2 separate regions of the Homo sapiens genome follow, and region 2 is linked to region 1. A link is an interaction called in ENCODE POLR2A ChIA-PET data of the cell type or tissue named here. Cell type or tissue: Panc1. All regions are shown on one strand. Each heading gives the region's core, and the rest is flanking DNA. Links, peaks and the distances in the headings are about the cores only.

The links. Peaks named below come from ENCODE experiments on the same cell type or tissue, not always from the same donor. Only the 100,000 strongest peaks of a DNase experiment are listed, where the experiment ranks them.
Region 2: POLR2A ChIA-PET joins it to region 1 with 11 read pairs; 3 of 35 experiments call an interaction of 5 or more read pairs at or near these places.

Annotation. Positions count from the first base shown.
Region 1 is chr15:70,161,070-70,176,387 of GRCh38, forward strand. No RefSeq gene overlaps it. Among named protein-coding and RNA genes, the nearest start is that of TLE3, 71 kb to the left of the region's middle. In Panc1, for the core only: no CTCF peak of the experiment used is centred there; no DNase peak of the experiment used is centred there; H3K27ac peaks cover 752 bases.
Region 2 is chr15:70,339,266-70,354,583 of GRCh38, forward strand. No RefSeq gene overlaps it. Among named protein-coding and RNA genes, the nearest start is that of LINC02205, 160 kb to the right of the region's middle. RefSeq lists an enhancer at 5,133-5,634. In Panc1, for the core only: no CTCF peak of the experiment used is centred there; no DNase peak of the experiment used is centred there; H3K27ac peaks cover 237 bases.

The sequences.
Region 1 (15,318 bases), core at 2,584-10,583:
CAGTGCCCCTGCCCTGGCCCGGTTCTGTTTATGGCTCTGCGTGGGGTTTCTGTAGAGCAGCTCCAGCAGAACCAGAGACCTGGGAAAAGGGGGCAGTGCTTCTCGGAGGAGGGAGGGTATAGGCTGAGGACGAACTGGACCAAGCCCAAGGGTCCCCTGCTAATGCAATCTGAATCTCACACCTGGTATCACGGGGGCTTGAAGGAAGAGGCTCCTTGGTGGCAGGGTGGTCCATAGGGCCTGCCAGCAACCTCTGAGCCTGCAGGCTCCTCCTTCCTGGCATGGCCATCCAGCCAAGGAAAAGCCCTCCTGAGCGACGCAGCGAGGCAGGTGGGGGGCGGAGAGGTGGCCACGCGCTGTCCTTGGGCATTCGCAAGTGCTTTCCTATCCATGATCTTACCTGGCCTTGACACCTCCCCAGTCACCTGGGACAGGGGGACTGTGCCTTGAAACGTCTTGCTAATCCTCTGCCGGGCAAGGTGTCTGGCACACAGTAGGTGTTCAGGGAACACAAACTGAATGAATGGATGAAAGCAGGCTTCGTGCCTGCACAGAGCTCATTCTAATGTGTGTCCAAATTCTTACTGGCCTTGGGGCTTTTAGGAAAGTGACTTCCCCTCTCCGAGTCTCATCTTCTTCATTTAAAAGACGGGCATAGTCCAGGTCTCCACTTCTGAATGAACCCCTCTGCACCCCTGCCTCCAGTAATTCCCATGTGGGAGGCTGCAAGGAGGAAAAATAGGCAGAGTGATCCCTGTGGAGCACCAGGCTCCATGCGGGCTTGTCCCAAAGACTAGCTAGCCCCTCTCCTGGCCTACCCTGCCTGGCTACAGGGCTCATTAGCTTCATTTTGAGGATTAGGAACCAAAGCTCTGGGCACCAAGTGACTTGCTCAGGGTCACACAGACAGTAGTGGGGAGCTAAAATATTGAGCCCTGAGTCTCCTGACCCCAATGCTATACCTGTTTTATTTCTGGGTGAGGAAGAGGAATGTTGAGAAAGAGAGAGAGAGTGTGTGTGTGTGTGTGTGAGAGAGAGAGAAAGAGAGAGAGGGACAGAGAGAGAGAGAGAGAGAGAGTGTGAGTGTGTGAGAGTGTGTGTGTGTGTGTGTGTGTGTGTGTGTGTGGTGGTGGTGATGGTGGGAGAGAGGGCGTGAATAAGAGAAGAGGGAGGATGAAAGACCAAGTAGGCTGGAAGAATGACCGAGACCCAGGCCCTGATTGGTTTCAGATGCCTTTGGGGAGGGTGGGTTGAGAGATGGATCAGCCCTGCTGGGGTTGGGTTGGGCTGAAAGCCACAACCAGAAGCAACGCAGCTCTGGATGGGTCAGGCCTTCTCTCTGGAGAGTGGGATCTCACACTTGCCCCCCAAGCTTTAGTTTTCTCTACACCCCACAGAGCAGGGTGCTTAAGAGCACTGGCTTGGGGGTCAAATGGATCCGGATTTAAAACCTTGTGTAGCCACCTACTAACTGGGGGAAAATCACTTAGCCCCTTGGGGCATCATTGCACCTTCTGAGGTTTGGTCAACACTATGAGGGTGGGGGACTCCTGAGAACTCTCTCACGGGGTTGATGTGAACCATGGGAAGTGAGGCTACACATGGACGGCATTTAGCACAGTGGGGACATGTCATGAGGATTATCAGTGATAGGTATCATGCGATTATTGCGGGGACAATATGAGACATGAATGTGAACATCAGGGCACAGCGCCTAGCACCCGGTAGTGCTCAATTTATTAATTCTATTGAGGACCATAGCCTCAGCCACATGTGGAGCTGACAGGGGTCCTTCTCTTCCTGGAGTGGGCTTCCAGGCAGCTGCCCGGAGGACAATAGGCTGTGAGTGAACCATGCAGGTTCATTCTCAGCACCCCCACCACCCCAGTCCTGCCAGCTCTGAGGTACAGCACTCCTCTATATGCTGGATTCGGAGCACTTGATGGGAGCACTGGAAACATCTAAGGAGGAAAAGGAAAAAGTGAAGCTGGTAATCAGCTGCTGAGGATGCTGGGAAAGTCTCTCCTCAGCTCCTCTCGGGGCTCAGGTTGCTGAGGAACCAGCCCCGGAGGTCAGGCCTGGCTCAATCTCTCCTTTCATTAATGCAGTTTCCACTGGCTGTTTCCACACTGGAGTTTTCATGCCAGGTTCTCTGCTTCCTCTGGGAGATAACAGGCAGTGTGGGAGAAATGGCTGTGGCTCTGGATTCAAATCGCAGCCCTGACACCTACTAAATGTATCTTCTTGGGCAAGTCACCTAGCCTCTTGGAGCCCTGGTTTTCTCATTTGTGACAAGGCATCCCTGGTGGCATTGTTGTGTCAATTAAAGCAGAGTGTTTACATTGTACCAGGCCCACACTGAGGGTTCAGCAAGTCTTAGGTTTTGTTTCCCCTGCCTGGTTCTTAGCCTCACTGAAAAAGGAAAAAGAGAGGCTTATCCTCACAGAGATTGAAGGAGAGTGGGTGCTGGGCGACCAAGAGCTAGGGACCCAGGAGAGAGAAAAATGCACACCCAAGAGATGGCAAAGGGGCCCCTTCTGATGACGAGCTAGGGGCTCTACTATCCTACTGGGGTCTGGCCCACCCTCGTTACTATGGGTTTCTGGTTGCAGGAGACCTTAGAGGGGCTGATCCTGCCCCCATCTTCCCCACCCACACACCAAGGAAGGCTGGTTGTGGATAACTGAAATCCCAGAGTCTGCTTCTGCCATGCTCTTGAGGCTGAGGAATGGGCTCAGACAGGTGGGATCCCTGTTACTACATCAGCACTAAGACAAAGGGACAAGCTCTGGACCAAGAATTAGGAGGCTGGCTCAGGGCTAGTTATTTTTCTGGGTCTTGGATTCCCCATCTGGGAAACATGGAACCAACAGTATCTATCTGCTTGGACTACCATGCAAGTCTGCACATGATCTAACTCCAAAGGAGTTGGTCACCCAGATGTTCCTTTTGGGGCTCCTGGGGGCTTCCGGTGCGCTCTTGCACTCGCGCGCTCTCTCTCTCTGTCTCTCTCCCTGAGGTGAAGACATAAGAGGCAGCAGATGGCCAGGACCTTTGCTGTGGTCCCAGGAGCCCTCACTGGGTAAATAACACTGACTCCCAGTAAGCCTGGAAATTTCCATTCTTTAGGGAGAACATTAGTGAGCATAGTGCCAGCCACTATTTTAGTCACTTTTAACCCAGGCTGCCTGGCTCCAAAGACCACACTCTCTTGCCCACTACATGGTATTGCCTCTTGTGAAGCACACACATAATATTCAGTATGTGGCTCTGGAGTGGGACTGTGTATCAGTTAGCTATTGCTGTATAACAAGTAAGTCTAAAAACTAAGTGGTTTATTTTTCACAATTCTATAGGTTGTCTGGGCAGTGCCTCTGCTGCTTTCTGCTGGGCTCATTCGCTCAGCTGCATTCAGCAGGAGGGTGGGCTGGAAGGGCTGCTGGACTGGGGAATCCACCGTGGCTTGATGCACATGTTTGATGCTGGAGTGCCTCAGTTCTCCTCCAAGTGTCCTCTCACCCTCCAATAAGATAGACAAGCAGCCTTGGGGCAGCATCCCAAGGGCAAGAGCAGAAGCTGTCAGGCCTTTGGGGCCCAGGCTGCTGAACTTGCTGGTACCTTTCCATCACATCCTGTTAGTCATGGTGAGTCCAGATTGACTGGACGAGGGAAACAGATCCCACCTCTTGATGGAAGGAACCTCAAAGACATTGTGGACATATTTAATTTGCCACAAGATGCCTGGGTTTAACTCTCAGTTTGGACACTTGCTAGTTGTAAACTTGAGCTTTTCACTTAACCTGTCTGAACCTCAATCTCCTTCTCTGCAAAATGGGGACAATCCTAATCCCCCTTGTCAAGTTTTATGACGACTAAGTGAGAAAAGGGCATGAAGTGCTTTGCCCAGTACCTGAGACATAAGCGCCCATTGTGATTATATTAATAGACCCTGCTCTTACTCGTCCATGACCTCAGGGCAGAAAAGGACTTTGAGGAATTCAGAGAGGCCTGGTGCCCTGGCCAGCTGACAGCAGAGCCTGACAATTAGCTAGGTCTCCCGACTCCCCGTCCAGTGTTCTTTCTGCCACACAAGCTGCCACTCTTAGACTGAGCACAAAAGACAAATCTTCCAGTCTGGGGATGGCAGATCGATTTTCTCACCCTTGCTGGCTGTGATTGATTGGTGGTGCTGCCCTGAGTTCTGCAGTGAGAAAAGCTGTGAGGTCTGGCCCCAGCTCAGTGGGAAGGAGGGCCAGGATCGATCGGTGATGTTTGCCCTGGGTGCAGTCGCGGGGCGGGGGCACACACGCAGTTTGCTTGCCATTCCTGCTCTGGTCTTAGCTCTGACCTCACCCCTGTGGCTGTACTAGGTGCTGGGTGAACAACGTGCTCCAGGCCTTTCATGTCACAGAAGAGGACGCAAGGTCCGGACTGGTCAGGAGATTGGCCTCATGGTCACACAGCAGGATGTTTCCTGGTCAGTGACTTTCCCATGTTTCCATTCTTCCCAGATCCCTGGGGAGTCTGGACAAGTGTGTGTCTGGCTCCTGTGGCCTGAGTTTCCAATTCCCAACTAAGAAAGGTAGAGATTCCAGGGCTTTCTGCTCTGGCTCAGGCCTCAGGCAGGGGGTCCTTAAAGCACCAGCATGGGGAAAAAGGCTTCTCGGCTCTTTGTTTGGATTCAGACAGGGCATTTTCAAGTTTCTTGAGATCACAGTGGAGGCCAGCCAATTCTATTTTCACTCGAGGCTCAATCATCTCTTTCCCTGGTCTTCTGCACACACGGGCTGGCGTGAACTCAGATGCGGCAGGCCCACAATTAGGAGAGAGGGAGGAGTAGTTACTCAGGCGCTCAGGGCCAGCAGGTTTGGAGCACCCTTTCCGAGGCAAAGACATGACACAAATCTTCCCACTGCCCAGCCAATTCCTCCTCGTGTATCTGCCTGGGGTGACACTCAGACAAGGTCTGCACTCAGGCCCAGCCATTAAGGAATTCATTAATCAGAATCCTGTTTACAGCTCTCTGGCAAGCGATCATAATTTACTGGCTCAAGCCAGACCCTGGGCCTTCCTGCAAACTGCTGTGACATTTGGTAAAAATATCAGCTGGGGACTGGGCCAGGCCGGGAGGTGTGTATGCAATTCATGCTGACTTGTGAAACAGAGGTGCTGTGTGGGTCACAGGCACTAGGGAAGGCTGGAGGACAGGCTGTCACTGGTTCCAGGTGTCACCTTGGACAAGTCACTTCCCTGTCATCTCACATCTGTATTGCAAGAGGTTTGGAGTAAGTCAGATGGCAAGTCTGTCAGCCCACAGACTCGCCCCTTGTGCTCTGCACAGGATCCACTAGCATGGGTTTTTTTTTTTTTTTTTAAATAAAACAATAGAAAATGGAATCCCTTGCCAACATTTACAAACTGCAAATTTCACTTGAAAATCTAGATTTCTGGTACATGGGGAGTGTACTCCTATCTGGCAATGAGAGCCTGAAGCTGAGTATTTCCCGACATCTCCAGATGGGTCTGTGGTCTCAGGTTTGCCAAGGTTAGCAACGATCCCTGCTACAAGGCATGGGCCCAGGGCCTCCATGTACGGCCGTGCAGGTTGCACACTATTGTGGAGCCAAAAGGGGGCTGAATCCCTACAATCTGCTGGCATGCCGTGGGCACTCGTGGCGTTTACATCTCCAGAGGAAGGGGTCTTTTTTATAATTCTCACAATGGCCTTGTTTGGGCCAGCCATGGTCCTGCCTGGGCCCACAGTTCTGTAGTTTGCATTCCACAGAGGGCCAGGGTGGGGCTTCCCTAGCGCCACAGGCAGGGACACTGGCAGGCCATGGGCTGGGAGGCCTTGGGGAAATCTCTACTCTTCTCTGGGCCATAGTTTCCTCACTTAAAAAACAAGGGCATGCGCTAGCTGATCTCAGGGGCAATTCTAGCTGTAGAATATAATTCACCGGAGGGGAAGAGGTCATGGCCGGGGCACACGAGTGGGGAGCTGGGCTGTGTGGCTCCGCTCTGGGGAGAAGGCTCCAAAGCCTAACAGGAGCCAGCAATAGGGGCACAGCACAGACTGGGCACAGCCCTCCTGCCCCCAGCCTCATCTTTCAGTGCTCTTCAAGGCAAACTCTGGCCATCGGTGCTGGAAAAATTTATAATCTGGCCTTTTCCAGAAAAAGTTTATTGACCCCTGCCCTAGACCCACCAGTGCCCATGAAATTGGAGTTCGGATCAACTCAGCCCATTTTTCATATTTTACAAATGAAGGAAATGAGGCACAGAGAAGTTAAGCAACTTGTCCAAGGTCACACAGCTAGTGAGAGACAGAGTTAGCATCTGAATCTAGTGAGTCTGACTCTGGAAAAGCACTTTTCCAAAGTAGTGAGATTTCAAAGAACAAACCAATGCCCAGAGCACAGGCTAGAAAATGGACAATGTACGGCCCCTGTATTGGGCATTTTATTCCAAGGCACTTTCCTCCCTGGAATATATATTTTAGTTGATCATCAGAAGAGGGTTTATACAGGAGAGGGTATGTGTAATTAATGCTTTTTGTTTTTGAAGCTTTGAAGTGGGGCCATGAGATAGTCTAGTCTATGAGGCTCATTTGGAAAGTGGCTATTTGCACATGGCAGCCAGGGAGAGAAGGGTTCACTAAGTGACTGTCTAGGGCAGGGGGAATATTTAACCTATTTAGGAGAATGAATGGGATACAAGCACTCCTGAACCTATGTTTGTAGTTGATCCACAGTGTAGGTCCTTATAGAATATTGTTTGTTTCATGTTGATTGATGAATGGGTTTTATTTCCTCTATAAAAAAAAAATAAAAGAAAAGCATTCCTTGTAACAGGTCCTAAGGAATACCACTTAGGCGAACTTACTTAAAATCTGATACACCTCATAATGTTAAATATTTCATGTAAAATACACTTGTTACACAACACCATGTAGCCATTTACTATTAACCAATTTTTTCAGAATACTTTTATTATTTAGGTAAAATAGGTTGATATAATGGATTGCTATCAGGATGTCTTATGTGCAATATATTTTATTGCTCCTCATACATGCTAGTGCTCCTTCACCTTGAACACTATGGAAACATGTTTGAGAAAAGGAAACGCATGGAAAGTTAATATCACTACACCGAGTTAACATTTAAAATCAGAACCAGGCCAGGCACGGTGGCTTATGCCTGTAATCCCAACACTTTGGGAGGCCGAGGTGGGTGGATCACCTGAGGTCAGGAGTTCGAGACCAGCCTGGCCAACATAGTGAAACCTCGTCTCTCCTAAAAATACAAAAATTAGCTAGGTGTGGTGGTGGGCGCTTGTAATCCCAGCTACTTGGGAGGCTGAGGCAAGAGAATCTCTTGAACCTGGGAGGCAGAGGTTGCAATGAGCTGAGACCACGCCATTGCACTCCCGTCTGGGCAACAAGAGCAAAACTTTGTCTTAAAAAAAAAAAAATCAGAACCATATACCCAAGTAGATGCTACACCTCTTCCTGGAAGTCACTCTTTAAGATTCTGATGTCTAAAGGCAAGCCCCTAAAGGCAGCACCAACAAGCAAAACCTAGCACCGCTCAGGACCATCGTTCCAGTTTACTTGCCGAACCAAACAGGTTTATGTCATTGACAATATACTTCATTACTACCAAATCACAAATTGAATGCCAATCAAGGCATAGATTTGAAATATGAAAACAAACTTGTAACTTGATAAGTCATCTTTGGGCATTTTGGAATCTTCTGGAAAATGATTTCCTGCACAATGGTTTGTTCTCCAGCTTATACAGAAGTTACTCATACATTATCTCATAGTCCATACTCTATTGGAGTGTGATGGATGTTACCATCCCCACTGGACGGCCAAAGAAACTGAGGCCCAGAGAGTCCAATGGCTTCACCCAGCAGAGCGGTCTTCACCAGCTCATCTGCGGGTTGGGTCTGTGCTCTTTGAATGTGCCAACTCTTTGGTTGAAAATAACACAATCGTACTTCTTTTCATTTTGTCCCCAGTTGTCATTAATTCCGAGGGCTTCTTCCAACAAATCCAGAGGAATGAGTCTTGAAAATACAGCCCACAGGCTATACTTTTTAGAGGCCAGGCCCTGGCAGGCAACATGCGAGTGTTGGAAGAGCCCCTCTGAAGGGAGGCAATGGCAGAAGGGACGAGGAAAGGTGTGTGGTTTGGGAGCCAGAGTGAGTCCTGTCCAAATCCTAGCTCTGACACTGGCCCACCTGGTAACCTTGGGTGAGTCACTGAGTTTCTTTGGTGCCTCAGAAGGTTGAAATGGCAAAATCAGCATAAGGCTCCTGGCCACTCAGGGCTGGTCCTTATCATTGTGTATCCTGGTTTGTTTACTACTCTGCCCCGAGATCAGACTCACACAGCAAGTCTATACCCAGTTCTTCACTTAATGACTGGAATTTGTTCTTGAAAACTGCTGCTAAATGAAAATCTATTAAATGAAAAACTCATTCCATACATTTTAATAGGGAAAAATGATTCCTTCCATCCCCATGGCCTGTTTTAAGGCGGCCTCATGGGCAAACTCTCCAAGGATATGGTCTGGGAATTTATGTGTCTGCAAAGCTCCACAGGTGATTCTAATGCATGCCCAGGCCTGAGAACTCTCCTGACTCCTTTCTTTTTCTTTTTTTTTTTTTTAATTAGAGATGGGATCTCCCTGTGTTATCCAGGCTGGTCTGGAACTCCTGGGCTCAAGTGATCCTCCCGCCTCGGCCTCCCAAGTTGCTGGGATTACAGGCATGAGGCACCATGTCCACCCAACCCCTTCCTTTTCCCTTTGAAGAGCCCAAGATTCCCTCACACCGGCCCCAAGATCTGAAATGTGGTAGGGGTTTTACACCAAATAGTGCTTTACAATCATACCCATTAGCTTCCTAAACCCCATTTTACAGATGGAGAAAATATTTTACAGACTGGAGGCTGGCTCAAGGCCACCCAGACAAAATGGCAGTGCTCTGGGCTGAATCACAGGTGGGTCCATTCTGAGGTCTGTGCTCTCTGACCTGTGTGTGTGAGGAAGATGGCTTTGCTAACCCAGGCCTCCCTGATATTAGACCTGATGGTCTCAGATCATCATCTGCCAAGGATTGAAGGTTCGAGTGTGCCTGGCCTCTGCTGCAGCTCGCACGTACACAGCTGAGGGGCCCCAGCACTTTTACACAGGGTCCTGGCTCATGGTTTCCTCAGAGATTTCCCAGTGAATAAATCCCAGGCCCTCTTGGTGTAAACAGGAAAAGATGACTAGCCGGGGCATTTGGTGGGTGCTGCCTGGCCCTTGGACACCTCATACATCAAAGCGGGTGCCCCGGGAGCTCTGGCATGGAGAGGGGGTTGATTCAGGGCAGCCAGGTAGAATTGAGCTCTTCCCAACACCTGTGTCCCCTCCCCAGCCAGCTGGGCTTCTGTTTGGAGGCCGGGGCAATGAGTGCTTTCCATACCGTCTGGGAGACAGTGTGTTCCTGTTGTGATGGGGCTGTGTGTGTCAAGAGGTGAGAGATACTCCTGCCGCCAGAGAGTTTGCAGCCTCCCTGGAGAGACCAGACACGCACTGTAAAAGGGAGTGAAAGAGGTGCATGTGCATGACTGTGTGTGTGTGCGTGTGTGTGTGTGCACCTGCACAGAAAGTGCACCTATGGTCTGTGAGCTAGGAGAAAGGCTAGGGAGGAGGAGGAAAGGCATGGAGAGAAGGGGAGAAAAGAGGAAGAAAAGGGAGGGCAGGAGAAGGAAGAGAAGAGGGAGGAGTGGGAGAGAGGCGAGGAGAAGAAGGAGAGGAAAGTGCAGGGAGCTGGAGCCAGAGGCCTCAGGGGCTTCATTTTCCAGCTGACCACCACCCCCTTGGTTGGATGCAGGATCAAGACTATTCCTTCAGGCCTGGGGTTCCAGGTGCACTGCCTGGAGGGTACAGCAAGTAGTAATATACAAGAGGAAGGGAGGGTCTGTGTGGTGGCTCCCACCTGTAATTCCAGCACTTCGGGAGTCTGAAGCTGGAGGATCACTTGAGCCCCGGAGTCTGAGCCCAGGAGTTCGAGACCAGCCACAGTGAGACCCTAGTATGGTGACCTACACTTGTGGTCCCAGCTACTTAGGAGGCTGAGGCAGGAGAATCACTTGGGCCCAGGAGGCAGAGGCTGCAGTGAGCTATGATTGTGCCACTGCACTTCAGCCTGGGTGACAGAGCGAGACCCTGTCCTCCCCAGCCCCCCCTAAAAAAAAAGAAAAGAAAAAAAAAGAAAAAAGTGAGGTGGGCCAGTTGCAAAATTGGAGTGGACCGAGGCTGACTAGAGAGTCTTGTCCAAAGGTCTCAGCCTCCGGAAGCTCCAGCTTATTGTTGCCATGTGGAACAAGAACTCCGTGTTGCCAGATTTTCCAATTTTCTAATCCAGAAGCTGAATTCCTGTAAAAATTTCCAATTTTTAAAGCCTCACTTGGACCAAACAACACACATTTGTGGGCCGGATTCTGCCTGCTCAGCATCTGACCTGGTCTCTTGGCTTAGAAAAGAGCACGGCTTTGGGGTCAGATGAACTGTGTGTGTATCTTATCTGCCACTTTCTGCCTGCAGGGCCCCAGACAAGTTATTTAATCTCGGAGCCTCTGTTTTCTTATCTGCAAGATGTGGATAAGAATGGCTCTCTCCAAGGGTTGTGGTGGGATTAAAGATAACACGTGCAAGAGTCCCCTACAGGGAACTAGCAACTAGCACGTAGTAAGTCATCGACAAACAGGTCTGTCTGTCTTCAGCTTGCTCTTCTCAGGCAATACTTCTTAGAAAGGCCCCCTTGAACATCTTTCCTCTGGAAACAATCTCCCTTGGTTTACAGTGAAGAGATAGACAGTCTATTCATTTGAATCTGGGACTGTCTGGATGGTAGTTTACTGGCTGATGTGTTTGAGAAGGCTTTCTTCCCAAAGCGGAGGGCACAAGTAACCAGACGTGTGCAGGCAGGCATAACCCTCTCTACCCATTCCACCTTCCCCCTCTGTAAGAGACTGAAGCTCAGAGAAGGGAAGGAAGGCTTGCCCAAGGCCACCTAGCAACTGTCAGTGGCAGAGCTAAGAGGAGAATTCAGTTTCATGGCTCCCAGCCCATGGCTCTCTGCACCCCCTCTTTCAGCTGGGAATGAGTCTCCAGAACTTGGGAGGCCCTGGTTTTCTCGCAGAAGGTACTGTCAGGCTGCCTCTGGGTGAGCTGGAGCCTGAAGAAACTCAAGCCTGCAGATGTGGCAGGTGCTCCTGCAAGCTCTCTCAAGCCTTGGAGCCCTTGAGCCAGGGAGGAGAGCCTGGGAGCAGAGTCTGGCCTGGGCCATATCTGGGCCTGGGCTCCACCCTTCCCTGTTCTGGTCCTGACTGTGCATTGCTCCCCTACCTGGGCATATTCATTCCCTCGGCCTCCTTAGCCAAAGTGTGCACTTGCTCAGAAAGGGGGCCCTGTCTTGCCATCTCAGTACTTCCCATAACAAATCAAGCACTCAAGACCTAGTAGGTGTTCAGTGAAAGCTTGCTGAATGGAAAAAATGGAGGAAGAAGGACTGACTGCTTGTCTACCAAAGGAGCAAAAACAAATTGAGAACACCACCACCAAAAGCTGACAAGATAGTAGTGGTGAAACTGGTATACCCAACTCCTGCTGGTAGCATTTGGAATTATTACATCTTTTAAGAAAGCGCTTGCACCATAGATAGGATGCACTCTACAGATTCTCCTCCCCTTTGACCTAGTCATTCTACTTCTGGGAATATGCAAATGTTCTCTCCTTTCTTAAGTCATCATTTTTTCTCCCTACGGCTCTACCTATTATTTGAATAACCTTTTCCTCTTTCTTCCCTCCCAGAGATTTCTTGCCCAGAGACTTCTTGAAGTGCTTTTGCTGTCCTGGTCCAAACTGCTTTTAAGGGAACATTAACTCATGAGCAAGGCTGGCACTTTTAAGCCCATTAACATTAGACACACATGAGATGGCAGCCCCGAGTCTTGGAAGCCAGGCATGACAGCAGGGCTGGTTTTTCCTTCTGTTCCTGGGGCTGCCCTTGGGCTTACAGCGCAGTCAGCCATGTTTGCCTTTGGTGCTCTCCTGCCATCTCCTTCTAAGTCCTCTCTGCCTTTCCCCTTCAGAAATCTTGTCCATGTCTCAACAGATGAGAACCTTGAAGGCCTCCGCCCAGGAGGGCCCAAGATGTTTTCCCTCCTTAGGGAATTGGTCTAATAGGATGGATTTCTGGGGAGAGAAAGGGAGAGCATGCTGGGTAAGTATCAAGATGGGCGTAGGAGGCAGGTATAGCTGGAAGGACAAGAAGCACCTTTCCAAGTAGCTCCTTTAGGAGCAAAGACAAACTGAAACAGAGAAGTCCAGTGAAATAAGTACCCGATGTGAGATTCACAGAACAACTCAAAATATTTCTAGCCAGTATTATATTGTCACCCCAGATTCTCCTGTTGAATGGAGCACAGCTTCTGATCAGATTTGTGTCTTTGGGAGAAGAGCTTGCGAACAAATAAACAAACTTGTTTCTGAGAGCCAAAGGAGGGATTTCGTAAGACAAGAGTTCACAGTGAGTCTAGGGTCTCTCCCTTTCCATGCCAAGTGTATTGGCAAAGCCCCTGCTTTCTTTCTCCACACCAGCACAGTCAGATGCATTGGCATAGGGGCTACTGATCTTATTGCTTCTTACTTTTCCATGAAATGCTGTGTCCTGGAGTGCTATTCATCTTTTCAATGTACATCTAGTGTTGGCTTCCAGTTGCTAGAGTCTTCTGGAATATGCACTTACCATATTCTCCTTAACTTTTCTGCATGAGGAACATCTAGGCCACCTACACATCCCCATATCACAAACATCACCGCAATCCACCTCCTGGACATGGACCTTTATGTACCTCTTGTTCCCTACAAGGGAGAGCCAAATCTCTACCTCCCCTGAGAAATTTACCTGTGAACACATGGGTATTGGAGAGGTCCTCAGAGATGGTTTCATCCAACTGGTCAATTTTCCAGATGAGGACTGTGAGCATCCAAGAGGGGAAATAACTTGCCCCCAGTCACCCATACATTCAATTGGTAGCAGACCCTGACTACAACCTTGGTCTACCTCCTCCTCTTTCCTCCTCCCCAAGCTTAGAAAATTAGAGGCAGCAACCAGGTAACAAAGGATGTAGCCAGGTAGAGACACATAGATTCAGAGCAGGACAAAAGCTTGACTAGATGGTAGCAAGGGGGAACGAATGAAAGACTTTGAACCTCCAGGTTTATCTGTCTTATGAAAGATACAGGAGTCTGGCTGAAGCTGCCTGGTCACTGAAGGGGTGTGTACGTGTGTGTGTGAGAACTCTGTTTCATCCTGAAAAGATAATGATACCAGCAGTGATGTTGCCTCTACAGAGAGAGCAAACAAGCCTGGAGCAGACGCAGAGGGAAGACATTGAGGAACAGCCAAGTCAAGCCAGCTGTCCTCTCAGCAGCCAAGGTGGTTTCCGATCCATGTGCTGTGGCGTGCTCCTGAAGCCAGAATTGCCTGTGTGTGAGTGACAACTCAGGAGGGTCTCTCCTAGACACTTGTTAAGTCACCAGGGGGTTTCTAGTAAAAATAACACAAGCCGTAGAGAACTCTGGACTTGTCAAAGTGCCTTCTTATCCCTTATCACATGATTTCATTTCAGGCCTGGTGTAATCTTTTTTTTTTTTTTTTTTTTTGGAGACAGAGTCTCGCTCAGGCTGGAGTGCAGTGGCGCAATCTTGGCTCACTGCAACCTCCGCCTCCCCGGTTCAAGTGATTCTCCTGCCTCAGCCTCCCGAGTAGCACCTGCCACCATGCCTGGCTAATTTTGGTATTTTTAGTAGAGATGGGGTTTCGCCATGTAGGCCAGGCTGGTCTCAAACTCCTGACCTCGGGTGATCCTTCCACCTTGGCCTCCCAAAGTGCTGGGGTTACAGGTGTGAGCCACCATGCCCGGCTGTAATCTTAAATGCTTTAAATAAATAAATGACTGTGTTTATTGTTAAAAATCTAAAAAAATACAAACAGACATAAGAACAATAATTTTAAAATTTCATGATCCTTGAAGTATTTGTTTTGTCAAAATATTAGAAAATTTTATTGCTATTGTTATAAAATTTATTTTTTCACCAAATATTTTATTGTTTCCTTTCCTTTTTTTTTTTTTGAGACAGTGTCTCACTCCGTCACCCAGGCTGGAGTGCAGTGTCATGATCTCTGCTCAGTGCAGCCTCTGCCTCCCAGGTTCAAGTGATTCTCCTGCCTCAGCCTCCTGAGTAGCTGGAATTACAGGCAGGCACCACCGTGCCCTGCTAATTTTGTATTTTTAGTAGAGATGGGGTTTCACCATATTGGCTAGGCTGGTCTCGAACTCCTGACCTCAAGTGGTCCACCTGCCTCGGCCTCCTAAAGTGCTGGGATTACAGGCGTGAACCACCGTGCCCAGCCAGCCTTTCCTCTTTATATGTCTTTAAATATTCTTCACAAGCATTATTGTAAAAGACTATATAATATTCCATGTGTGACTATATCATAATTAATTAAACCATTCTCCTGCAGTGTCATGTTAATGGACATTTATGTGGTTTTTGAAATTTTGCTATTATAAATCTGTGACAAGCATTGTGTGACATATATATATCTTTGCCCCCAATTCTGACAATTTCCTTGGATTAGATTCCTAGAAGGAGACTTACTGTGTCAAAAGATTTTTTGGGGGCAGGGTTCTTAAAATGTAGCACCAAATTGCTTTCTAATGTAAGGTGCTGTTAGTTTATACCTGTGTCCACATAGAGTAATATTACTTTTTTGAAGTTTTTGCTAACTTAATAGTTTAAAAATGACTTAAAAATTATTTATGGCACATTTTTATTTGTTTGTGTTTTTGTGGTCATTAATTTGCATTTATCTTGTGAATTTTCCATGTATATTTTGTTGATTTTTCCATTGGCATTCTAGTTGTTTTCTTATCAATTTGACTGACTCTATATATTCAGATCAATCTTTCTTTTTATTACAAATGTTTTCAAGTTTGTAATGAGGCTTTTTAGTTTACTTTATTATGTTTATGAGAATTTGAAATATTTCAATTTTTCTTTGGTCAAAGGTATTAATTTTTCTTTATCTTTCTTACTTTCATGTCTTTTATCCTTCTAGAGCTTGTTTCACTGCATTTTAAGAGCCAATATTTATCTTTGCTTTCTTCTAGATTTTTATGGCTTTGCTTTTTATGTTTAGCTCTTTAATCCTCTGTAATTTATTTTGGAATCAAGTATGACGTGAAGATCTAAA
Region 2 (15,318 bases), core at 5,006-13,005, 180 kb after region 1:
TAGGAGATACACTTAATGTAAATGACGAGTTAATGGGTGCAGCACACCAACATGGTGCATGTATACATATGTAACAAACCTGCACGTTGTGCACATGTACCCTAGAACTTGAAGTATAATTAAAAAATAAATTAATTAAAAAAATATATTCCCTCCCTTGTCTTGCTGTGTCCTGGGTCACTGTGAGAGTACCGTGAAGCAGCTGAGTATGTTTGACTGATATTTCACTTCGGACATGCTAAGATGTGACTGGACATTCCCAGAGGTCAGACTCCTGACCACAGTATAGGCCCAGCCCAGACAGCTATTACAGTAAGACTTCTTTAATGTCAGCCTCTCTCACCTACTCTTTACATAGTGTGGACTACTCTTTAAGCAGACCACTGGTCCACACTGTGTAAAGAGTAGGTGAGAGAGACTGACATTAAAGAAGTCTTACTGTAATAGCTGTCTGGGCTGGGCCTGAACCACCGTCACGTGAGTTCACTGCAGAGAGATGTTGCTTAAGTTTTGCAAAGTTCAAGTCGTGACATTGGCCATTCCTTTCACACTTCACAGTGCTTTGGGAAGAAGGGAGACTCTAGGCAAGGGAGAATGTGTGCACCTAAACTGAGCACTTGCAAGCTTGCTTTTCAAAGGCTCGACCTGCTTCTGGCTGCTGCGAGCACCAGCCTCCTCTCTACTCTGGGTGGCAGCTGGTGATAAAGCCCCAATAACTCAGACAAATGTGGTTGACGCCAGAGAGGAGTCAAGGGCCTGGCTGCAACGTCTGGGGCCAGCTTGGTCTTGGACCTCGCTGTATGTTTACAAGTTTCCTTTGACAATTCAGTTTTGAAGATGGGCTTCATTAAAGGGCAATTATAGGTTAAGTAACTTGTTGGCTCATTGCCTAATGTGGAAAACTCGACTATGACAATCAGATAATTCTGAGATTAAGCAAGACAGCAATTGCTACTGAAAGAAGAAGCTTAGCAAGAGGATAAAAGACTCTCCAGCCATGACCTCATCCCAGCTGCCCGTCTGGGCAGGAAGTCTGGATTCAAGGGGCCAGCAGGCTCTGGGAACCTCTGGCATCGGGGGTGACCTCTTCTGGGAAAGGAGACCACAAAAGGCAAAGTGCTCTCCCATTGAGTGGCAAGATTCCCCTCTTCCTATAGGGCTTAATTCTCCCAGAGGCCTTCTCCTGGGTGCCAGGAGTGAGCCAAGCTGGTCTGTGCTGTGGCCTCTGTTTGTACCCGGCTGTTTTCCATCAGCCCACCCTTGCTAATACCTCCACTTTCCCTCTCCTTCCACATCTCTGACCATCCATGAAGCTTCCCTAATGCAGAAGGGGTGAATTACCTCAATATTCCTTGAGAACTTGGTGTCAGATAGGAAATTTTCTATTATGTGTCAGAAAATCCCACCCCAAACTATGACTTGTACAGAAAGGGGGATTTATATCCTCATCTACTGATGTAACTAACAGGCTCAGAGGGTGTTGACCTCAGGAGTAGCTGGATCCAGGAGCATTAAACAATGCCCTCTCCTCTGCTTGTCCCTTATAAGCCCCATTTTCAGAGCTCTTTCCACACTGTGGCAAGATGGCCACAGAAGTTCTGGTCCAGCTGGAAAAAAAGCCTTGTTTCCTGATGATTCCTGCCAAAGTTATCTTATTTGACCTGATTGGACCAGTGTAAATCATGTGACTGGGTAAACTTCACATCCTGATTGGATGTTCTTTGGTTAGGTGTATGCTCTACTCTACAGCAGGTGGGAGGCTTATTAGGAGCGCATAGCCTGAGGATAAAGGAGGGACAGACCCTCAAAAGGAAATCAGAGTGCTGTTCTCAAAAGAAGGGGAAAGAGATGCCAAGAACCAAAAATCTAACTAATATACTTCTGGCCTCTGTCATGCATTTATTTATTTATTTTTGTTACTATTATTTATCTTTTTTTTTGTTTCTTGAGACAGAGTCTAGCTCTGTCACCCAGGCTGGAGTGCAGTGGCGCAATCTCGGCTCACTGCAACCTCTGCCTCCCCAGTTCAAGTGATTCTCCTGCCTCAGCCTCCCAAGTAGCTAGGATTAGACATGCACACCACGCCCAGCTAATTTTTGTATTTTTAATAGAGACGGGTTTTCACCATGTTGCCCAGGCTGGTCTCAAACTCCTGACCTCAAGTGATCCACCCACCTCGGCCTCCCAGAGTGCTGGGATTACAGGTGTGAGCCAATACACCCTGCCTGTCATGCGTTTAAATGTTAACTTTGTGATAATCCTGTCTCTCAGGTAGATTTTTAGTTCCTGTGGGGCTGTGGTTCTGAAAAAGTGGTTCCCAACAGGCAGCAACAGCATCACCTGGGAATGTGTTAGGAAGTTTCCGGCCCAATCTGGCTCTCCTTGAGCCCCTGGAGTCCCTCAGGTTGGTGGCCACATGTCCCAGGTCTCCATGCCCCTGCTGCATGGAGGGGTCAGTGCCATCCTGACTTAGCCCAGCTGATATTCACAAGGGCAGCATGGGGTGACAGCGAGAGCTGTGGATTAGCAAGGTCAGAACAAGGCTCCCAGACCTGGCCTGGGCCCTGCAGGACACATTCAACCCTCCTGAGCCTCACTTTCCTCATCTCCGAATGAGAGGCTCGGGAGTAAGGATTCTGGATCCACACTGTATGACACTTGGGTCTGCGGAGCTCTCTGCTGGACCCTGGGCAAGAGGCTGAGGTGGGTGCACGGAAAGATGGAACGGTGGTTCCTGCCTTCGCTGACCTTATAGTTCAGTTACATGCGGAACAGTGACACTCGGGTGACTAAAAACCAAGCCAGCTGCTTCTATTTCCAGGTTCAGGAGCAGGACACAAACACATGAGGCCCTATAAGCAGCAGGATACCACTGTGGGCTTTCTGGAGAGGGTGAGCCTTGAAAAGGGAGTTTGATTAAAAAGTAAAGGGAACACCCTCGAAGGAGGTGGGGAAACTGCTGAGCAAGGGCATGGAGACGGGGTTTTGTCGTGTGTTTGGAAGTGGGGACAAGACTCCCTGGCTCTCCCTTGCTTAATATGACACAGGCTGTGTCTTCCTCCCCGCACCTCGTAAAATCTTGCCTCTTCTGCCCCAGACAGCTGAGGACCTGTTTTTTCAGAGTATGTGCTCAGAATTACTTCTAGGTAGGCTCAGAGATTGGGTGGAGGCGGGGTGAGTGTGATGCTGTGATTAGATTCACCTTCAAGACTGAACCAGCCTCCCCACCGTTCTGATCCAGGCAGCAGCCCCATAACACAAGAGTTAAGAGGAGTTTGGAACGTGGATCTGGACTGTTGAGAGGAGGTGGAAGATGAGAAGTCCTAGGCCAGTGTAGGGAGGGAGAGAGCAGAGGGCATCTCTCATCGATTTGCTCATTTGTTCAATCAACAGCCAAACATTCACTGACTGTCTGCTCTGAGTTAAGGCCTATTCTGGCACTAGGACTGCAGAGCCTCCATAGTTCTGGATATCTGTTAATGCTGAGCGTTTGGAGAGTTTGTCTAAACCCCCCATTTTACAGATGGGAAAACTGAGGCTCAAACCCAAGGCACACAAGAGGTCAGTGGCCTGGCCAAGATAGGCCAGGCCCAGGTATGTTCCCGCCAGCAAAAAGGGAATGACTCCAAGAGGCTGGAGCCTGTATGGACCCAAGCGTCACCTGGCAGGAGAGGGAGAGTAAGCACAGATGCAGCCTCAGGGCCTGAGAGGGGTTGAAGTGTCCAGACGCAGATTCCCAAGAGTGGAACAATTAGCAACAGACGAAATTCAGACAACTGGCCCCAGGGCAAGTTCAACAAACAGCCACCACAGGGCAGAGGTTTCTGGGAGTCTGGCCCCAAGCAGGATGGGGGCAAAGAGACCAGGTACTGTGATTAAGTGCTGGAGGGGTTGGGGTTGTAGCCCCGGAGAAACTGATGTGCCTGGTCCTATGTGACAAAGGCAGGCCTGCAGGGTCCCAGAGTGAGGAGCCAGCCCCTCTGCAGCCCCTTTTGCCAGAGGCCACCGCTGATGCAGGGCTGAGCCTAGGAAAGGGCCCAGCACTAGAGCTGGGATGGAGCAAACCTGTGGCAGATCTGCTGGTGGCCCACAGCTGCAGAGCTGGAGGGCCTCAGCCAATAACAACATCAATATAATAACAAGAAGGATGAGACAAGGCTTACCATGCAACCAGCACTGTGCTAAAAACCTGTGTGCACTGTCTTGGTAAATCCCAGCAACAAGTATATCTCCATATCACAGATGAGGAAACTGAGGCACAGAAAGGTCAGGTCCTTGGTCAAGACCACACAGCTAGCAAGGAATAGAGCTGGACTTAAACACAGGGAGCTGGATTCTAGGGCCCATGTCTTGAAGGAATTCTCATCTCCTTTCTATGGTCCAGCCTTTTGATTATGTACATTTTCAAACATACATGAAAGAAGAGAAAATAGATATATGGACCCGCAGTGTATCTGTCATCCAGCGTCAGTGTCGATCCACATTTTGCAATCTTATTTCTCCACAGACCTCACTATTTTTAGGAGAGGGCTAGGGTATTTTAAAGCAAATCACAGATATCGTATCCTTTCAACCTTAAGCACTTCAGTCTGCATATGGAATAGATAAGCATATTTTTCTTTCTCATACCGACTATGCTGTTATCACACCTAACAAAATCAGCAGTGACTTCTGGATGTCAGGGGTAAGTCTCTCTGATCATCTCCAAGATGGCTTTTTACAATTGCATCCAATCAGGACGCAAATTAGATCCACCCATTGCGTTTCGTTGCTCTGACACTCAGGTCTCTCTGATTCTCAAGTTTCCTCTCCCCACTTTCCCATGCCAACCAGTTGAACCTCCTTTTATAGATGGGAAATGAGGCAGTGTTCGCGGTCTCTTCCAGGACTAGGCCCCAGCCAGCTCTAGTTCATTTCTGCTGCCGCCGTCGTGGCAGACCCTTCTCTTATTTATTCTTTTCTATTTGTGAACTAGCAGAGAAGTTAGCAAGAACGGGCATCCTCAAGCTCTGTGCGTTCTCAGGATATAATTCACTTTAATCTTTTAAGCATTTGACAGTATTTGCTCGAAAGAAGGAGCAACAAGTACATAATTATTGCACTAATTAAGCTGCCAAAACACAAGCGTGAGGCAAGAGCACCTTTGAAACGGGGAGCCCACGACGCATTAGCATCTGCTGTAAGCTTATTAATCACCTAACAGGCAATTAGCAAGCTGTTACTGTTTGAGGCTGCTATGTAAATAAATTCTTGGGTTAATTTCTTCCTCTGATAATAAAGAAAACATTATGAAAATTAGCTAAGCGACAATGTAAATGATCTTCACTGTTAATTATATGACAGCGTTACATATGCAAGGACCCCAGCGCTGATAAGGGACAGGCTCCCTCCTTCCCCATTGCCCATCCCCAGCCCCCACCTTGGCTCTGCCACTTTAAAAATAAAAGTGTTGACACAGGTAAGGAGGGGGAGCTTTGGGGACTGGAGTCACAGCTGTTTGCTTGCAGCTTGCCCAGAGCAACTGCCAACTCCTGCAAACTGGGATGTTTTGTCACCTGAACCTCAAGTGGCCTTGGGCTGGACCTGTGACCCCAGCTGGCAGGAAGGGAGCAAGGAAGGGGCAGAGGACCAGGCCTGGGGTTCTCCCCACCCATGGCGGCCTGCTCCCTGAGGCCTCGCAGCAGTGCTGAATAGACTCCTGGGTTTATGTCATTGTCACATGGGGGAATTCCTGGGTACTACTGCGCATGTGGCATTGCTAGACAGAGGCCACCTAGCTCACCCATCTGGGTCAGGTGTGTGGCATGAGGCAGGTAGAGGCCCTGTAACTCAAGTTCAAATCCTGCCTCCACCACTCAATGTCTGTGTGACCTTGGACAAGTGACCAAACTCCCCTCAGCCTGTTTTTTCATCCGTGAAATGGAGATGATGGTACCAGAACCTGCAGAGGGTCGCTGTGAACAAATATAAGGGATAATTCTCATAAAGCCCTTAGCACAGAGCCTGCCTATGGTGAGCACCGGATACATGCTCACTGGCATTATCATCACTGATCTGGTCATTCCAAAAGACATTGATCATATGCCAAGATCTGTGCCAAGTGCAAGGAACCTCACAGCCTTGCCATCATGAGATGGGAGAGCCAGGGCATGCATGTCAAAATAGCCAGCCCCGCCATGCAGCCAGGCCACGAGCCAGAGGAGAGGGACAGACCAGGGCCCGAGGTGTTGTGGCAAGGTGGGGAAGGGATGAAGCCAGTATCTGGCTTTCTCAGGGGCTGGGTCTTGGGCACTGTTTTGGTTCTAAGCAAGTCCTGTAGTGTAATGGAGGGAGGATGGCTTTGGATCAGATGATGGTTTGTCTTCCCTTAAGGAAGCTCACTGCTCTGAGCCTTGTTTCTCACTTGGTTATGGAAGCAGAGGTAAGTGACAGGAAGCATCCAGCACAAAGCCTGACACGGTGGATGCACCATGAGGATGGGTCCCCTAAATTGTAGGATGGAGGGCAGACCAGAAAGCCTTCCAGCCAGGGTCAGCCTCTGAGACCTTTAAGGTCCTTTGAGCAGGGCAGAGGGGTCTGTGTACTACTGTTGATGGTTGCCCAGATGCCAGCATCTTGCTTGACCAGGTCCTGATGCGTGTTCCCTTACAAAAGCAATTCCCCGAGTTAGTCCTATCAGATACTCAATGAGGAAAGGGGTTCATGGTCAGTTGAGTTAAGGAAACACCCAGTTAAAAAGGTTTCTTTGCCAGGCGTGGTGGCTCATGCCTATAATCCCAGCACTTCGGGAGGCTGAGGCAGGTGGACCACAGGGTCAGGAGTTCAAGACCAGCCTGGCCAACATGGTGAAACCCCATCTCTATTAAAAATACAAAAATTAGCCGGGCAGGGTGGCGGGCGCCTGTAGTCCCAGCTACTCAGGAGGCTGAGGCAGGGAATTGCTTGAAACCAGGAGGAGGAGGTTGCAGCGAGCGGAGATCACGCCATTGCACTCCAGCCCGGGCAACAGAGTGAGACTCTGTCTCAAAAAAAAAAAAAAAAAAAAAAGATTTCTTTGCTGCAGGGCTTTTCTGAGCATCTAAACACTAATATGCCCATATCACAAAGTGCAAATGCTTCCATACATGAAGAGACCCTACAATCAATAACAAGACCAGCAATCTATTTTTTTTTTTTTTTTTTGAGACTAAGTCTTGCTCTGTCGCCCAGGCTGGAGTGCAGTGGCATGATCTTGGCTCACTGCACCCTCCACCTCCCAGGTTCAAGCGATTCTTGTGCTTAGCCTCCTGAGTAGCTGGGATTACAGGTGACTGCCACCACACCCAGCTAATTTTTATATTTTTAGTAGAGACGGGGTTTCACCATGTTGGCCGGGTTGGTCTCGAACTCCTGACCTCAAGTGATCCACCCACCTCAGCTTCCCAAAGTGCTGGGATTACAGGTGTGAGCCACTGTGCCCAGCCTATATTTTTTAAATGGGCAAAAGTGTATTATCTTGTTCCCTGAAGATGCATACAACCTATGACCCAGCAATTCCAGCCCTGGCTATATATACTCTGCTTTAGAAGTTTTTGCCCATGTGCACTAGGAGATATGTACTAGAATGTTCCTAGCCACATTGTAATAACAAAAATTTGAAGGTGACCCACAAAGCCATCAACAGGAGAAAGGGTAAATTGTGGCATATTCATACAATAAAATATGTTACAGCATTGAAAATTAACAAACTGTAGCTATTGTAACATGGACACATTTCAAAAACAATGCTGAGGACTTCGAAAAATGTTGAATAAAATAATATCAGTTATAGAACTATATATATAGTTCAATACCATTTATATAAAGCCTTAAACATATACAATAATATTTTGTTTAAGCAAATATATAATCTCTTGATAGGAAGATAGATAGAAGATAGATAAAGAAGAATGAGCAAAAGTTATAGACAGTTCACAGAAAATAAAATGTAAATGGCATTATATGTAAATGTAAAAAAATGTAAATACTGGAAGAAAAAAGGCTCATTCTCACTATGACTTAACACATGAAAATTAAAATCACAGTGAAATATAATTTTCTACCTTTTACATTGGCAAAGAACAAAAGTGTGATAATGCATTGTGCTGGTAAGGACAGAGGGAAACAGGCTTGCGCCTAAATTGCTGGTGGGAGGGAATCTGGCACAACTACCCTGGAAGGCAATTTGGCAACATTGATCAAAACTGAGAATGCATATTCCCTTTGACCCAACATTCCATTTCTAGGTTTTCTGCCTTAGAGATAACCTCCTAGGATTGCAAAATGACTTGTGTACAAGAGTATTTACCGCCATGATGATTGCAATAGCAAGAGATTAGAAGCATCCTAAATGTGCATTATAGGACATTTAAATAAATTATGGTACATCAGCTGGATGAAGTGCTATATGGTCATTCAAATGCATGAGACGGCTCTATGTGTACTGATAAGGAAAGAGTGCCAAGATACATTGTTATGTAAAAAAGTGCTATGCAGTATAGTATGCTCCCATTCTATGAAAATATGTGCATATATAATTACCTATGTCATATATTTATATGCGTATAGGCTCACCCATGCATGACTGTCTCTTGAAGGCTTCCCAAGAAAACAATGTGTTCCTCTGATGCGGGGACCTGGGTGGTGGGACAGGAGAGGGAAGGAGACTTACTTTCTGCTGCATGTAAATCACAACTCATAGCAGACCTAGCCCGTCCTTTCCACCTTACCTGTCTCTTCTTCCAGCCTCAAGCAGTGACAGCACTGTGTGAGCATCAGCCCACTTCACAGAAGTGCCATCCTGCTCTTGCACTTCCTCTTGCTTCCCCTTCAGGGCATCTCTGTGGACCTTACCACTTCAGGACCACCCCTAGTGCCCACGATTGCCCAACTCAGACACAAGGGAAAATTATCTTCCATGGAGCCAATCTTCAGCCAATTGGAGACTGGACCTGATGGAAATTTCTTCTCACTTGTCCTTTGCTATAGCAACCCTGAAACACAGTTTAATATGGCTTCTCAGGGAACAGTCCCTTGGGATCCAGCAATCAGTTGCACTTAGCGGCAGCCAGCTCAGTGTCAAATTCTCATGTCGGCTCTTCCTCCTCTGTGGCCACTCCCTAACCCTCTCCCTAGGACTGCACTTCTAATCAAGTCATAGCATCTAAGCTCTGTTTTTTAGGGGGCTTGAGCACAGACAAGCTCTTTTGCACCTTTAGATTTCATCCCTTGTAATGTACCTACTAATACATATGTATATAATATACATATTATACACATTAGCATATATGTATGTGCTAATATGCACCTTGAATCTGCAAGAGGGGATAGAGAATAGCATATATACATTTCCTACTCTTGGTTGACTGTGGACCCTTTCTTGGGTACCCGCTGTCTTCTTGGCATTCCATGGGAAACAGTTGGTAATCCACCCCACACTGCTTTGCGTCCCAGTTCTGTCCTCTGGGGCCCCCTAGACGAGCCTCTGCCTTTATTCCATGACAACCACCTCATAAACTGAAGGCCATTATCCTTCTCCTCTTTTCCAGTTAAGGGTCTTCTGCTACCTTAATAAGGTCTCTGACAGGCTCCCCCAGACCCCTTGACAGCTCAGCCGTTCTCCTCTCTACAGTCTTCAAACCTTGATGTGCTTTTTAATCTATGACACCTAGAAATAAATAAAAATCTTGGAAAGTGGCCGATGAGCACAGACAAAAATAAGGCTGTCACTCTTCCGGCTCTGGACGCGTTGGCTCTGCCCAGTCCGTGGAAGAGGAGAGACTTCCCTGTTTAGCGGCTGCATCACACTCTGGCTTCTATTGATCTCGTGGCCAACAGACTCCCCCCGGTCTTTTGCACAAGACCGGCTGCAAGCCAGCCTCCCACATCCTGTACTTAGGCAATCGATTTTTCTGAACCTGAAATGCAAAGCGCACACTCACTCATCCCTGGTAGGCTGTATCCTGCTAGAATCAGCCGCCGGCCCAGGCCTGCCAGGATCATGTGAATCCTAAATTGGCCAGCACAGCACAGGGAGGTGGAGAAATTTGCCCTTAGGCTGGTCTGCCACAAACTGACTGTGTGACTTTGAACAAGTTCTGTGTCTTTGTAGAGTGGGAAGGGGTGATCTCTAAGGTCTCGCCCAGCCTGACACTCTGAAACACTTGAATGATCACTCTCTCTCCCAGCTTTGTGATCAACCTGCCCTCTGTGTCTGCATCTACCAGGCTGCTGATCCAAGTGTGCTGATGAGTTCAGGGCCAAGCACAGACCTTGAAGGCAGGCTACCAGTGACCCCCTCTAGGTGGAAATGGAACCATCCATCAACCTATTTTGGCTAGGTTTGTTAAATGAGCTATGAAACCAGTAGCTGATTTATGACCAGCCTACATTTGGGTCTGTCTTCTGTTTACTATCCTGCCTTTTCTCATCCATTGGCTTGTACATGTGAAAACACCTGGCCGGGCGTGGTGGCTCACACCTGTAATCCCAGCACTTCGGGAGGCGAGGCAGGCGGATCGTGAGGTCAGGAAATTGAGACCATCCTGGCTAACACAGTGAAACCCCGTCTCTACTAAAAATTAGCCAGGCGTAGTGGCGGGCGCCTGTAGTCCCAGCTGCTCGGGAGGCTGAGGCAGGAGAATCACTTGAACCCGGGAGGCAGAGGTTGCAGTGAGCCAAGATTGCGCCACTGCACTCCAGCCTGGGCAACAAAGCGAGACTCTGTCTCAACAAACAAACAAACTAAAAAAAAAAAACACCTAACACAGTGTCTAGCCGGAAGTCTAAGCAAGGTATGTGCACACTTCTTTTTGCTTCCTTCTCAGCTCTGCTATAACTATGTTCCTGCTCTGTATCTCCTGCCTTCTTTTATACCCAACTTGCCATGTGACTCCATGGCTTTGTGAAATGGACACGGGCTTTGTGACAACCGTGTTTGTCCAGCCGACCACTAAATTGGGCTGAGTGGTCACCAGGAGGTCCCCAGAAGACTGACCTCTGAAAAACTCCATATTAATTCCCATTGATCTTGGACCAAGGAGAGAAAACTTTACACTTGTTTTGCCTTAGTCTTGGGGTAGGAACTAGGTTTTATTTCCATTCTCTGTGTTTCTAAATCCTAACCCCATTGGAAAGATTATGGTGAGCACCTCAGGAAACTTTGCTTCCAAAGGCACATGGAACACACATCCAGGAAAATTAAATTTTACATTTAAATTTAAAAATTTATAAAATAAAAATAAAATGGAAATTCTTCCACCAATGTATTATCTAACAGGTGAAAAAATAATACAGACTAAAGAAAGAGAAAGATGGAAACACTGGTCTTTATGAAATGGACAAGATTCTCCCATTGAGTTACTGGAAAGATTGAATGCAATTCTATGTGGTCTCTCCTGGCAGATTGGCACATTGGGGGTGCTTAATGTTTTGCTTTTGTTTTTGTGTACGAGGGGTATTGGTTCTAATTATTCAGATGTTAGAGAGTTGGAGAGGTCTTTAAAGATCTGCTAATGAATCCTCTTTTTTTTTTTTTCAGACAGAGTCTCACTCTGTGGCCCAGGCTGGAGTGTAGTGATGATCTTGGCTCACTGCAACCTCCACCTCCCAGGTTCAAGCAATTCTCCTGTCGCAGCCTCCTGAGTAGCTGGGACTACAGACATGGACCACCACACCCAGCTACTTTTTTTTTTTTGTATTTTTAGTAGAGACAGAGTCTCACCATGTTGGTCAGGCTGGTCTCAAACTCCTGACCTCAAATGATCTGCCCGCCTCGGCCTCCCGAAGTGCTAGGATTACAGGCCTGAGCCACTGTGCCTGGCCATGAATCCTTTCTTAGCAGATAAGGACCCTGAGGCCCAGAGAGGAGCAGAAGGAGAGGCAGCCACTTGCTAGCTCTTCGTCCTCCCACCGGGAGACCATGTTAAGTTGCTAATGATAGTATAAGGTAGTGATAATGGCTAACACGCATGGAGTACTCACTATGTCCTACCACTGTTCTCCCACCCCATCCTCACAACAACCTTACGAGAGAGGTATGATTATTTTTTCAAGTTTCTAGATGGGGAAACAGAGACACAGAAAGGTTAAGCAATTTGCTCAAGGTCACACAGCAAGTAAGTGGCAGGGCAGGGCTTCTACTCCAGCAGGCCAGCCTCAGAGGCTGCAAACCCAAAGGGCTAAAGCAATGTCTGGGAAAGAACACTGCCTCCCTGCTTCTCCTCTTGCCACTGAAAGGGACTCTCCTCACAGCTGCAGCTCCTGTCCTCGTCAACCATTAGCTGGCCAATGCCATTCCTCCACTCAGCCCCCTGAAGGACCCCTCATTGGGTGAGAATCAAACCACACACCCGCTTTCCTCCTCGGTCCACACGTGACTCTGGCCTGTCCGAGCTCCTGCTCACTGCCCTCCAGCCACACAGGCCTCCTGGCTGTTCCTTGAACCCACTGAGTTCATTGGCTACTCAGAGACCACACACCTACTGTTTCTTCTGCCTGGAACACTCTTCCCCTGGGTTTAATTCAGGTCTCTGCACAAATGTCACCTCCTCAGAAAGGCTTTCCCTGAACCATTGAAAGTTCTCCTCTCCCTCCCTTGACTGTCATTCTCTTCCCCCTCCCTTGCTTTATTTCTCTTCCCAGTGCTTATCCTGACCTGAGGGGTTTGCATGATCTATTTGGGCCTCCATTATTTGCCTCCCCCACTAGAAGGTGGGAGGCCGTGAGCTCCCTGCTGCATCCCTAACACCTAGCACAGTGCCTGGCACATTGCAGGCATCCAATCCATCTTTGTTAAAAGAATGACTAGATGCAATTGCCTCACTCTCCTGACATCCAGGCCAGGGCTCAGGCACCAGGATCACCTGCTGGATGAACACAATCAGCACAGGCAGGAGGCAGCTGTCTTAAACATCCCCACCCTGGACTCCTCCTCCACATGTTGAATCCTGGAGAACAGACAGGGGAGAGCTGGCTTTCTAGGGTGCAGTGGGCAAGAGCAGCCCGGGGAACTCATCATCAGGGTCTAAAGGGCACATAGGGAACAGACTGGAGCCAGGGGCCAGGAACAGGGGAGGAAGCAGCCCCCACAGGGCTAACCAGGCCCAAGACAGCATCATTTCCAAAGGCCCATCCACGAGGATCCTAGTATGTAGAGCCAAGGCTTGAAAGCACAGACTCCAGAGCCAGCCCACCTATTCCTGGTCAGTAACCTTGGACAACCAGTGCTCAGCTGGCCTCCTCATCTGCAAGGCTGCAGTGGAATGAGCTGCTGGACATGAAATGCCCAGCCCAGGGCCTGCAGGGCAGAGATGCTTGTCACACACACCTTTCTCCTCTCTTTGGTTCACCTTTCCCCTTTTCTCCTTCCCCTAACTCTCCAATACCTTTGCCCTTCACACTTTCCTTCAGAGTCAGGCTGGCTAAGGCTTCCAGGCTGATGCATTGTCCATGAGGGCAGGGAAGACACTCCCCCAAAACTTATATGTACTGTATTGAGTCTTCCAGAGACCCTGCACACTTTCTCCTAAGCTCAAGAGCTCCTGGAACATGGCACTGGAGGCGCCTTGATTACATGCAAGAGGAGAGGAAGGGAGTCCACAGTACTTCCTTGTGTTTGTTTCTGTACTTGAAGTAAAATTCACGGGACATAAAATCAACCATTTTAAAGTGTACAGTCCAGTGGCATTGAGCGCCTTCATGGGGTTGTGCAACCATCACCTCTATCTAGTTCCGGAACATTTTCATTGCACCCAAAGGAAACTCCATACTCATTACACGGTCTTTCCCCATTCCCCCTGAGCCCCTGCAACCCCGAGCCCTCCCCGAGCCCCTGCAACCACTAGTCTGCTTTCTGTCTCTGTGGATTTGCCTATTGCGGACATCTCATTTAGATGGAGTCATACAATGTGATCTTTGTGTCTGGCTTCTTTCACTCCATGTAATATTTTCGAGGTTCATCCACATCGTAGGAGGTATTAGTACTTCATTTCTTTTCAGGGCTGAATAATATTCCCCAGCAGCACTTCTTAATTCATAAGAAAGACAGTGGCCATTCCACATTTGGGCAGGGCTTTTCCTGGAGCTGGGCAGGGGCATGTGGAAGGAATTCAAAGAAGGAGTAAGGAGGGAAGACAGGGAGTAGGAAAGACGGAGGAAGGAGGGAGGGAAAGAGAGAGGGAGGGACGCCACCCTATAACAAGGATGAATGCAAGCAGCAGGGCTCAAGAGGATGCAGCTTCCAAGCCATGAGGGTGCATTTTGGTGACACTCAAAGATCAGCGAACGGTAAACACCTGAGCTAGGCAGCCCCGGGCTGGGCACGAAGCCCCAGAAGTTACAGCTTCTGCCCTGTGCATCTCGCCCACTCGCCGTTCTCACAACTTTCTCTTCTTGCACATGGGTCCTTTGGCAAGGCTGGCACCCCTGCCACCCTGCAAATACAATGAACACCCCACTCTTTGGAGAGGCCTTTCCTCTCTTCCACTGCTGGGGGACCTTGGTGCGCGTCAGGGTAGCTGCAGGGGCCGACTGCACTGTCCTGGCACCTTTGCCAGATCACAGAGGCCTGGACCCCCCACTACTTAGCTGTGGGCCAGAGCTTTGGCTTTGCACTTTGTGTCGAGGAGACATTCAGGGGACAAGCCAGGGCAGACGGGACTCCCACGTTCTTCGTTTGTTCCTTCACAAGGGTGTGGGGGTGGAACTGCAGGATGGGGCTTCCCTGGGATGGTTTAATTCAGTACAGAGACCCTTGTTTTTCCTGGAGCTTGGAAAGCCAGTTCTCCACACCTGGGGCTTAGCTGTGTCATGCCAGGGAGCCCAGCCAATCGAAATATTGACTGAAGTCAGGTTTGAAGGCTTTTGATGACCCAGCTTTGTTTGTGTTTAATGGGCTTGGAAATTTAGATGCCCTTCCAATTCAAACTGGTCTGCCAAGGGTCTTTTCCCCCTCCCTGTTTTGTTTTGAATATTGGTTTGTTAAGTGGTTCACAAGAAAAATTCAGGTTTGGGTTCGGTTCAAGGATCAACAAATGTGTGCAGTTAGTTCTGGTCTGGGGTGCGCGGTTCAGACCAGTCTGAGGCTTTGGTTCAGAGAGAGAGGACAAAGCCCGCCGTTCACCGGGCAGGAGGAAGCACCGGCCCCCCTGCCCCTGCGGCCCCGCTGTGGGCCTGGGCCCGGCCTCTGCTGCATTTAGACTGGGAGCTTCAGCCCTCCAACCCCGGTGTGTCTCCGGAGGGCAGCACTGTTTGATTGATTTTGAAAGTACGACAGTAAAACAGTTAATAAAAACCCGATAG